4 separate regions of the Homo sapiens genome follow, and all the other regions are linked to region 3. Evidence: chromatin contacts called from ENCODE Hi-C or POLR2A ChIA-PET data. All regions are on one chromosome and are shown on one strand. The core of a region is the stretch at or near the end of the contact, and the rest is flanking DNA. Distances in the headings are between cores, read along the strand shown. Region 1 overlaps RGS3 (regulator of G protein signaling 3). Region 2 overlaps LINC02977 (long intergenic non-protein coding RNA 2977). Region 3 overlaps SNX30 (sorting nexin family member 30). Region 4 overlaps SUSD1 (sushi domain containing 1).

Region 1 (2,700 bases), core at 15-2,514, 710 kb before region 3:
CCAGAAGGCTGAGGTTTAAAGCGTCCTTACAGACCAACCTCTGACCCTGCCCTTACTGCCTCAAATACACACATACCTACTGCTCAGATGGAAAGACTGAGGAAGAAGGAAGAAATCACATGTGAGCCAGCAGCAGACCTGGGTCTCGATACAAACTTCCTGTCTCCAAGTTTCCTGATCTTTCCACTACCCCAAGCTGCCACTCGACTCAGCCAAGGCAGCTCTACATTGGGGCCTGATCTGCAAAGAGCCTGCTACCCTCACCCCATGGCCCCAGGTAGCCAGGGCAGAGCCCAGGGCTCCAACTTCTGTACCCAAGTAGTTTAAGCTCAGAGACTGAACTGACCAGCTCTGGGGTTGTGTAGATGAATGAAGTTCTCCCAATTAGAGAAAAGCATCCCAGGCCAGCTCCCAGGAAGGGTGACACAGGTCCCATGTCAGCACCCCACAGGCAGAGCTACAACCCAGGCGAAATCATAGACTCGTCTCTCAGAAGAGGACATGGGATTTGGGTTAAAACAGGCCCAGAAAACTCAGGTAAACTGATGCTGGTCTAAAAATTCACTTTGGCTAATAGCTTTACTCTTCCTGCCACCAAAGTCACTCCCCACAGCCAGGGTAAATTGCCATCTCTTCTGCTCCTGAGAGGAAGGTGGGATAAACAATGGGGTGTCTTTAGGGGCTGGGGAAACTTTCTAACCATCAAAGAAGGATTCGACAGCTTTTGAAAGGAGATGTACAAGAAAAAGCTGGGTAGCCTTTGCTAGGGAGAGTGGCGGGGTCCTTCTCAGGTCTCCCCTACCCTGAGAATGTACAATTCTAAGATACTCAGGAAGAGACCAAAGTGAGGGGCCTGGAGAATGCCAATGAAGCCCACCCAGAAAGCCCCCTAAAAAATGCAGGTGAAAGTCTTACCTCGGCAGCCTTGTTCCTCCCTTCATACAGCAGCAGCTCCTCTGACAGCAGGAGGGTCCGGGCAGGATTACAGAGATCTAGAGGCTGGAAATAAAGCAGGCTGAGTGGGCAGTTCAAAAAGAGGCTGGGTGAGGACCCGGGGGGAGGAAGCAGCAGCTTGTCAAAGCCAGCCACAGAGAACCCTCTGACCCAGAGAAGACTGTCAGCCCGCCACCGACCCGAGAACCCACACACCCCCTCATACATAAGATGGAAACAGAAAGAGAGACGCTGCTGTCCTGTGGAACTGTTGCTGCCACCTTCCCCATCAACCCTCACCGTGAGAGCTACACTCATTGACAGGAAGTCTAACCACAGGCTTAGGCCCTCTGCAGTCCTCAGCCCCAGCTCTCACCCCCCACTGCACTGGGCTCCTGGGCCCTCCCAGCCCCCGCCATCCCCCATCTATCCTGTTCATGCCTCACAGGACCAAGAGGCATCCTGAGAGCCACATGCCAAGAGATTTGGTCACTTGAGTCCCTTCAAAGCCAGGCCAGTCCCTGCTCTGCACTCATAGCACACTTGAACTGTCTCCTTCTCAGGCAATCCCCCAAGGGTCAATTATCACCCAAACCTCTCACCCTACTCCCTCACCTTGCCCAGCCCAGCCCAGAGGAAGCTCCCTAAGCTCTGGATTACCCAGCAGGACTTGTCCTTATGACTGTATATTTCTAATATGGCTTCTAAGTACATGACATCAAGCAAGGTGCTTAAAGAAAGATCATGAAACAAATAGCAAGCTGGACCTGAAATCCCAGCTACTTGGGAGGCTGAGGTGGAAGGATCATTTGAGGCCAGGAGCTTGAGGTTACAGTGAGCTGTGATCATACCACTGCACTCCAGCCTGGGGGACACAGCGAGAGACTGTCTCTTAAATAGAAGTAGTTTCTTATACAAATATTAAAATGAACATGAAAATTAGACACAGGCCGCATGTGGTGGCTCATGCCTGTAATCCCAGCACTTTGGAAGGCCGAGGCGGGTGGATCACCTGAGGTCAGGAGTTCGAGACCAGCCTGGCCAACATGGTAAAACCCCGTCTCTACTAAAAATACAAAAAACTAGCCAGGCATGGTCGTGGGCACCTGTAATCCCAGCTACTTGGGAGGCTAAGGCAGGAGAATTGCTTGAACCTGGGAGGTGGAGGTTGCAGTGAGCCGAGATCGCACCCTTGCACTCCGGCCTGGGCAAAAAGAGTGAAACTCCATCTCAAAAAAAAAAAAAGAAAAAGAAAGAAAATTAGACATTGTAGATGCCAAGAACTTTGTGTCACATGCTAAGAAAGAGAAGAGACCCACAGAAAGGCTAAGGCCAGGCCCTGCTGACAGAGCTGTCTAAGGGGAGGCGTGTGAGCTCCCAGAGATGTGTTGCATCCTAACAAAGTGTGCCTACTGGACAGTGACAGGCTCAGACTGGGATGCCAGGGAGACCAGAGAGGCACAGGCAGAAATGAAGCCCGTGGGGCCAAGTCATGTCTATGCTGCTGATAAGACGATAAACCATTAGAATCTTCCTGCAAAGCAATTTGTCAATATGTGTAAAGAGCCTTTAAAATGTTTATGACCCATGACCCAGTCATTTCCCTTTCAGCAATCTCTCCCAAGGAAAATAATCAGAGAGGCAATCCATGCGCAAGGATTTTCATCACAGGGTTATTTACAATAGCAAAAGAGTAGACAGAAGTATCTGAATACAGAACTGGTTAAATAAATACAGTATACCCATATAAAAGAAGAGTGGGCAACC
Region 2 (2,500 bases), core at 1-2,500, 780 kb after region 3:
AAAGGAAAATAAATGGTCTAAATTGAGCAACAAGAAAGTAAACTTTTAAGCAGGTACTTTCCAAGTGAAATGAGAACCGGAGATTGGGTCCAAAAGAGAGGATGCCCAGCCAGACTGAACTTTCAAGTGTTTTCCAACTGGAAAGCTCCAATGTCCTCTGATCTCAGTGAATTTCCAATCTAATTTCAAGGAAGTCCCTCAGGAGCCCCATTGCAAGGGTGGTTATAGAACCATTTACAACTGCTTTAATAAAACTAATGCTTATAAAGAAAGAAAACTTGTTTTTTAGTCATCCATAACACAAAAAAGTGAGGTTTGATGCACAGTAAAAGGAATCATTATTTAAGTTAGTCTGAGTTATATTGTATTTTGGAAATGCTCCACATTCAATATTTATGCCACATACTCTAAAACCAAAGTATGTAGATTAAAAAAAAACTATTTCCAGAAATAAGCTTGCTGAATCACCACAGGCTTAATTTATTTATTTTAACTACCAGTTTCCTGAATGTTTTTGTCTAATTGGCCTATCTGCAGTTGCCCTTGGTCCACCCTTGAGCCCACTCTTTAAGCCTGTCTGTCACTTAGAGAAGTACAAGTACTTCCTGCTGAGAATAAAGCCTTGATCGCAATTTCAGTGAATTATCAGGGAAGTGTGAGAATAAGTAGGAATAAATGTCTAAACATTTGGGAAAAACTTGTTTGCAATAAATGTGGTTAACAGAGAGTGAATAGGCTTACTACATAAAATTGTTACTCATCAATTAAAAAAACTGTACAATCCTCCTCCGGGGGAAAATGATCAGATATTTTAAGTCTGCTGATATTTTTCTCTGGATGTCAGACCTGTATACTTTGTCCTGCATTATTGGAGTATAATTGGCAAATAAAAGTTTTATGTATTTAAGGCATACAATGTGATGATATGATACACCTATACACTGTGACATGATTACCTCAATCAAGCTAATTAACACATCCATCACCTCACCTTTTTTGTGTGTGGTGAGAACACTTAGATTTACTCCTATAGCCCATTTCAGGTATACATTATTAACTCTAGTCACCATGCTATACATTAGATCTCCAAAACTTATTCATCTTGTAACTGAAAGTTTGTACTCTTTGACCAACATTCGCCATTCCTCCCCAACCCCTAACTTTGGTAACCACCCTTTTGCTCTCTGTTTCTATGAGTTCTTCTGTTTCGGTTCCACCTGCAAGTGAGATCATGCAGTGTTTGCCTTTGCCTTTCTGTGTCTGGCTTATTTCACTTAGCATTATGTCCTCTAGGTTCATGCATGTTGTTGCAAATGACAGGGATTTCCTCCTCTGCCTCTTCTTCCTTCTTCCTCCTCCTTCTCCTTCTCCTTCCCCTTCTTCTTCCCCTTCTTCCCCTTCTTTCTGTTTTTGCTTTGTTTTGTGTTTGTTTTTGAGATAAGGCTGGTCTTGAACTCCTGGGCTCAAGCAATCCTCCTGCCTCAGCCTACCAACTAGCTGGGGCTGGGTCTGCACGCATGCACCACCATGCCTAGCCGCCTTCATTTTTGGCTGAATGATATTCATGTGTGTGTATGAATATTTTCTTTATCCATTCATTTGTCTACAGGCACTCAGGTTGATACCGTGTCTTGGCTATTGTGAACGACTGTGTAATACATATGGGAGTGCAGATAACCTCTTCCACATACTGATTTTATTTCTTTTGGGTATATACCCAGAAGTGGGGTTGCTGGATCATACCGTAGTTCTATTTTTAATTTTTTGAGGAACTACCATACTGTTTTTCGTAGTGGCTGTACCCACTTACATTCCCACCAACAGTGTGCAAGGGTTTCATTTCTCCATATCTTCATCAACACTTGTTATCTTTTGACTTTTTGTTAATAGCCATTCTAACGGATGTGAAGTGAAAGCTCATTGTGGTTTTGATTTGCATTTCCCTGATGATTAGTGATGTCATACACCTTTTCATATACCTGTTGGTCACTTATATATCTTCTTTGAAAAAAATCTATTCAGGTTCTTTGCCCATTTTTAAAAAATCAGGTAACTTGCTTTTTTTTTTGCTGTTGAGTGGTATTAGTTCCTTACATATAATATTTTGGATATTAACTTTTTATTGATATATGGTTTAAAAATATTTTTTCCCATTCTATAGATTGCTTTTTTATTTTGTTGATTGTTTCCTTTGCTCTGCAGAAACTTTTAGTTTGATATAATCCCATTTGTCTTTTCTTGCTTTTGCTGTCTGGGCTTCTGCTGTCACACCTGTATTTTTGTTTTTGTTTTTGTACCAGAGAAAGTGAAGCAACAAATGAGGAACATGAGAACACTGGAGTAGAAAGCTGGGTGGGCATCAGACAGCTGACCAAAATTTTCACTATCAAAATGGCAGGTGAGATTTTTTTTTATATACTAGTTATCACAACATCTTCAACCTTTTCTTTTTTTTTTGAGACCGAGTCTTGCTCTGTTGCCCAGGTTGGAGTGCAATGGT
Region 3 (2,700 bases), core at 151-2,650:
TCCTCGTTCCACACAGCTCCTGACCACCACTCCCCAACCGCCCTGTGAAAACCCTTCTGAGGCTCGTGCCATCCAGTGACATACATCCTGTATCTCTCCCGCACAGCTGTCATCCACTGACAGCTCTGCCATTTCTCCTGATGCCCTGAAGATTCAAGCAGCTGGCTCTCAGGCTTCCTTTCCAAGCCCTTCCACAACCTAAGTGCCCTCGAGATCCAGGTGGCTCATACATACAACACCAGCCTCTAAGCAAGCAATGTTTCCTTCCATTCCACAGCCTCTCCCAGACCGTCACCAGGGAGAAACCCACACATCTCCCTCTAAACGGCATCCCCTATATTTCAGGCTCTTCCTCTTCCCAACATCCTTGGTTTCTCAGCCTCTTGGGACCTAAAGTTCCTTGACATTCCATCCATTCATGTCTTTACTTCCTTCCTTCTTTACTCAGCATCCATTCCATGGCCCAGAACTTCAATCACTTACAGCAATATCTAAATGTTGTTCCCTCCCCACTGCCCATTCACCCAACTCGTAAAAACCCACTTGCTCTACCAGACCTGGGTGTGTGAGCACACTGCTAGAGGAGAAACAAAATCAAGCAAACACACGGACAGACACGATACATTCTACAACCAGACCCTCCAACATTGCCAGGCACCCTTTTCATACTCCCTTACGTCAGCTCACTCCCACACTGTCCAAATCATTTATCAAAAAGCCCATAAAAGTTGTGAAAATTTCTAATCCCCACTTCAAACCACCCCCACCCTTAGAAGGCTTCATCATCTATTCAGAGAGAAAACTCCAGATATAAGCAAAGAACCCCTTAACTTCCTGCCACAAAACAAACTTCCCTTCCTTCTCCACAAACAATGGAAAAAGTACACCGCCCCTTCGGTGGCAATTCTAGCTTCCTCCGCCTTCCCAGGAGCCTCCATCCTACTCTCCAATCTTCAACCTAATGCCTTCTTCTCTACCAATACTGCGCAACTGGCAGTTAAACAAGTCTCTTTCATCCTTAAAAACAGCAGCAGTCCAAAAAAAAAAGCCTCCCTCTCCCTCAAACCCATGCCCACTTCTGACCACTGCTCTCTATGCTTGTTTTCATTGCCAGAATTCTAACACTCTTCTCTCTCTTACCCCTCGCTCACTCTAACCCACTTGGGTTCTGCATCACTACACCAATGAAACTGCTCACACCACAACCAGCAATAACTGTGTCATTAAACTAACGTCCACTTTGCATTGTACATAATTCAGCCTCGGAGCAGCATTTAGACTCTGTTGACCACTGAGGCATTTAGAAAGAGGAACTAGTTGGGGTGTTATGACTCTTTTTCTTTTTTTTTTTACACACCACTGGTAATGAGGCTAAACACAAGAAAATAATAAACCCTGAAGGGAATTGAAGGCTCGCCTCTGTTTCCTCACCCTCAAGCCTACTTCTGTATTGTCAGTTTCAACCACACAGGCCATGCTACTGGACCACAGTGCTGGGTATCGGGGCCATCCCTCTCTTGAAAATCATGTCTTTTGGGCCAGGCGCAGTGGCTCACGCCTGTAATCCCAGCACTTTGGGAAACCAAGGTGGGCAGATCGCCTGAGGTCAGGAGTTTGAGACCAGCCTGTCCAAAATGATGAAACCCCATCTCTACTAAAAATACAAAAAATTAGCCAGGCACAGTGCTGTAATCCCAGCTACTCAGGATGCTGAGGCAGGAGAATCGCTTGAACCTGGGAGGCGGAGGCCGCAGTGAGCTGAGGTCATACCACTGCACTCCAGCCTGGGCAACAGAGCAAGACTCTGTCAAAAAAAAAAAAAAAGAAAGAAAATCATGTCTTTTGGGCAAGATTATTAATATTTATTATCTTTAGAATCAGAGAGACCTGGACTCAAGTTCTAGCTCCACCACCCATGAGTTGCATGTCTTTGAGCAATTTTCTTAACATCTCTGTCTCTCAATTTTCTCATTTGTAAGATAATAGTATTTATATCTACTTCATTGAGTGTGAAGATTAACTGATAATATACGTAAAGCATTTAGCACAAAATAAATGAGGGCACATCCATACAATGGAACGCTATTGCAGTCTTATAAACAATAGCATAAAAGCATGCTTACTGGCATTTCCTAGCATAGAAACATGTTCACAATGTATTAAGTGAATTGGCAGTATACAAAATACTCGTTTTTGTAAAACTGGATGAAGTAGTATAGAAAGTCAGCAACAATTATTTCTGGCTGGTGAGCGTATAGGCATTCTTTAGTGTTTTAGCTTACTTGAACTTTCTTTTTTTTCTACAATGAACATACATTACTTATATAACATAAAAATAAAAGGGTTTCAACTGCAAAAAAGTACAGTGCATGGTAAGTGTCCAATAACTAGCTGCTGTTATGATGTTACTTTCTTGTAGTCTCCAGAAAAAAAGAGCCAGAAGCTGCCTGCCCTAAGAAGGCCTAAACTGGCTCTCCACCACTGGGGAGAGAAGATACTTTTACCTTAGATTTGGGTGGATAATTCTTTGCCTACATTGGCTGTCAGCCTTCACTTATTTTAGCTCAGGCAAAAAGAGCTCTGTACTTTGTCCAGCCCTGGTCATCAGGAATCTGAATTAGGACTAGAGCATCAAAGCCTTAAGGTAATAAAGCAAAGCATTTGAACAACCTTGTCCTCTGACCATTAACTTCGTTTGAG
Region 4 (2,700 bases), core at 169-2,668, 750 kb after region 3:
TCTGTGTTGGTGGCTGCACTTGGGTGGTTAGAACAATGCAGTTGGGGCCTCTTTTGTTTCCTTGGGTACAGACTGGCCTTTAATCCCAACCAGCATCCTTTCTAATGGTGAGAGAGACTTCTTTTTTTTAAAATTTAAATTTTATTTTTTATTTTTTTGAGATGGAGTGTCACTCCCATCATACAGGCCGGAGTACAGTGTTGCGATCTCAGCTCACTGCAACCTCCACCTGCTGGGTGCAAGTGATTCTCCTTCCACTGCCTCCTGAGTAGCTGGGATTATAGGTGTGCACCACCACACCTGGCTAATTTTTGTATTTTTAGTTGAGACGAGGTTTTGCCATGTTGGTCAGGCTGGTCTTGAACTCCTGACCTCAGGTGATCCACCAGCCTCAACCTCCCAAAGTGCTAGGATTACAGGCTTGAACCACCACACCCGGCCACATAGAGAGACTTCTAAAGGACCCTATATACAAGCATTTGGGCAGTTTAGCTCAAGAAATTACATCCATTCCTTTGGTCCCTGGGTAAACGTCGGTTGCATGTTAGGACATGTCAGGATTGTCCTTTGCACTCATGTCTCATAGTACATCCTTTATGGATGGTGGGTCAGGGGCATCGTTTCATTTCCCAAAGGCAGAATATGTTGCCCTTTATGTAAGGTTGATCTTGGGGGGTGTGCAGTGGTTTCTGAAAAGATCATTTAGGTAAATCTTTTTGTCTTTTCATGTATTGAGTTACAGGCAAGACACTGTATAATTAATGACTGCTTCTGGGATTCCAGATGGCATTAGGATGGAATTAATTTACCTCAGTTGGAGGACTACAGTGTGTTCAGTTAAGTGTTTTATTTGCAAAGGTCATGGCAGGATTAGGAAAGTAGCATCAGTCCCTTTTTTAGAGAGGAAGATTGAGGTTGGCGTGGAGAGATGAACAGCTTGCTCACAGTACCAGCTCAAGGAGATGAAAATGTACATGGCCTCACCAACATTGCCTTTGTCTCTGCTGACCCTTCGGTAAAATCAAGGTTAAAAAAAAAAAAGTGAGATATTATAAAATTACAAAAAAGAAAGTCTGGCGATATTATCTGTATATCCATTTATAATAAAACTTAGGGTTTTCCTGCTTTTATATTCATTTAAGTTCAGTAAATGTGCAAAGATCTTTCCAGGGATGGACATTGTATAAATTGTTCTGATTCTTGACAAGTTACCAGAAGGCATTGTAATTCTGTCATTATAAAGAGAACAGAAGTTGTGATGTCACTTCCTGAGAGCATTTGCAAGAACAAATGTGATATTTATGTCAAATAATGACATAATGCAAAAGAAAAGCCAAATGACAGCTTACCCTTGTGGCTATATGCCGGCCAGCGCCTCCAAAACAGGAAGTGGAGAACTGTGAGTCATTCGAGGGAGTGTGGTGGTGAAAAAGAGGAGAAAAGTCCTTCCAGAACAGTCATATTCCAAACAGCCACAGCTGCTTCTTTAACATCACATGGCTAATTACCAGCAGGCAGGGTGGTTTTCCTAAGCCTGACTACCTGGTTTGAGCTGGGGGGCAGCAGCTTTGCCAGTGTGTGAGACAGGCCTGAGTCTGCTTTGTGCACCATTTAGGGACAGTGTCTTGGGGTACATAATGGAGCAAGGTCCCTGGGACCAAGTCTCTGCTGAGGTTGCTGATGTTAGGCAGAGGATGGAGCCTGTTGCTGGGTTCCCTTAATGCTCGTGTCTCCCACATTGCCAGATTATAGGAATCACCTGGGAGCTTTACCAGCGATACAGATTCCCAGAATCTACTCCTAGAGATTTCGATTCAGTAGGTCGGTATGAGGTCGGGGAATTTGTATAATAATCAAGCAACACAGGTGATTACGGTCAGGCTAATTGGGGAGCTGATTCATACTCTGTCGATGATGCCTCTAGTGAGCAATGTACGGAACCAAATGGGCACAGGTGAGCCTCGACCTTGCTCTTGACCACCACCACCTGCATGGAAAGATGAGAGGGATTTAAAGATGTACTTATGGACCGCATGGAGGTGCTGCAACATTTACTTTCTTACCTGTGGCTATGATGTAGGGATGTCTTCAAGTCTCCCGGCAAGTTTGTTGTTACAGGTGTTCCCCATAGGCAGTGGATGCTTAATAAATGTTTACTGGTGGTGACAACTTATTGCCCTGTGGGTTTTACTTTATCTCTTTTGTAGAAAGCCCTTGGCTGAAAGTGAGCCAAGACTTTATGAAAATCAGGACCCTGGGCCAGGCACAGTGGCTTACGCCTGTAATCCCAGCCCATTGGGAGGCAGAGGTGGGCACACAGGGCAGTGATACGTGCAACAACTTCCCCCAGCTAAAGAGGTCAGGAGTTCAAGACCAGCCTGGCCAACATGGTGGAACACCATCTCTACTAAAAATACAAAAAAAATTAACCGGGCATAGTGGCGAGTGCCTGTAGTCTTGGCTACTCAGGAGGCTGAAGCAGAAGAATCGCTTGAACCTGGGAGGTAAAGGTTGCAGTGAGCTGAGATCACACCACTGCACTCCAGCCTGGGCAGCAGAGCAAGACTCCCTTCTTAAAAAAGAAAAGAAAAGAAAGAAAATCAGGGCCCTGAGGATACCTAGGATGTTTGGGAACCTGGTGGGGGGAGACTTTCCATATCCAACACCCACTGTGGAGGAGGGCTCCCTCTTCTTAACCTA

Evidence for each region. Hi-C counts contacts between places; a loop is a spot of excess contacts on that map. ChIA-PET counts read pairs that join two places held with the same protein, here RNA polymerase II (POLR2A). Pooled maps may share reads with other maps.
Region 1: a loop to region 3 is called in a pooled map, with 9 times the contacts of the local background. The contact joins two enhancer-like sites. A Hi-C loop is called at or near these places in 2 of 37 single-sample maps with no recorded cell type and 4 of 50 pooled maps.
Region 2: a loop to region 3 is called in a map with no recorded cell type, with 10 times the contacts of the local background. The contact joins two enhancer-like sites. A Hi-C loop is called at or near these places in 2 of 37 single-sample maps with no recorded cell type and 4 of 50 pooled maps.
Region 4: a pooled map shows a loop between it and region 3 (6-fold over the local background). The contact joins two enhancer-like sites. A Hi-C loop is called at or near these places in 3 of 50 pooled maps. POLR2A ChIA-PET finds 5 or more read pairs at or near these places in 2 of 52 experiments (activated B cell and activated CD4-positive, alpha-beta T cell).

What each region holds. Positions count from the first base shown.
Region 1 is chr9:113,515,840-113,518,539 of GRCh38, reverse strand. RGS3 (regulator of G protein signaling 3) reads right to left here. Exons shown (of 23, transcript NM_001394167.1): 14 at 916-999. Among named protein-coding and RNA genes, the nearest start is that of RGS3, 53 kb to the right of the region's middle. RefSeq lists enhancers at 75-364, 766-895, 1,056-1,305. Within about 2 kb of position 1,264, at least 10 of the 41 ENCODE cell types and tissues checked have a DNase peak (open chromatin) inside an H3K27ac peak, as active enhancers do.
Region 2 is chr9:112,030,966-112,033,465 of GRCh38, reverse strand. LINC02977 (long intergenic non-protein coding RNA 2977) reads left to right here. Exons shown (of 3, transcript NR_186812.1): 2 at 2,301-2,398. Among named protein-coding and RNA genes, the nearest start is that of LINC02977, 8.2 kb to the left of the region's middle. RefSeq lists enhancers at 891-1,180, 1,311-1,400. Within about 2 kb of position 1,250, at least 4 of the 41 ENCODE cell types and tissues checked have a DNase peak (open chromatin) inside an H3K27ac peak, as active enhancers do.
Region 3 is chr9:112,808,216-112,810,915 of GRCh38, reverse strand. All of the region lies in intron 2 of SNX30 (sorting nexin family member 30), which reads right to left. Among named protein-coding and RNA genes, the nearest start is that of SNX30, 59 kb to the right of the region's middle. RefSeq lists an enhancer at 1-366. Within about 2 kb of position 1,400, at least 3 of the 41 ENCODE cell types and tissues checked have a DNase peak (open chromatin) inside an H3K27ac peak, as active enhancers do.
Region 4 is chr9:112,060,154-112,062,853 of GRCh38, reverse strand. All of the region lies in intron 13 of SUSD1 (sushi domain containing 1), which reads left to right. Among named protein-coding and RNA genes, the nearest start is that of LINC02977, 21 kb to the right of the region's middle. Within about 2 kb of position 1,418, at least 28 of the 41 ENCODE cell types and tissues checked have a DNase peak (open chromatin) inside an H3K27ac peak, as active enhancers do.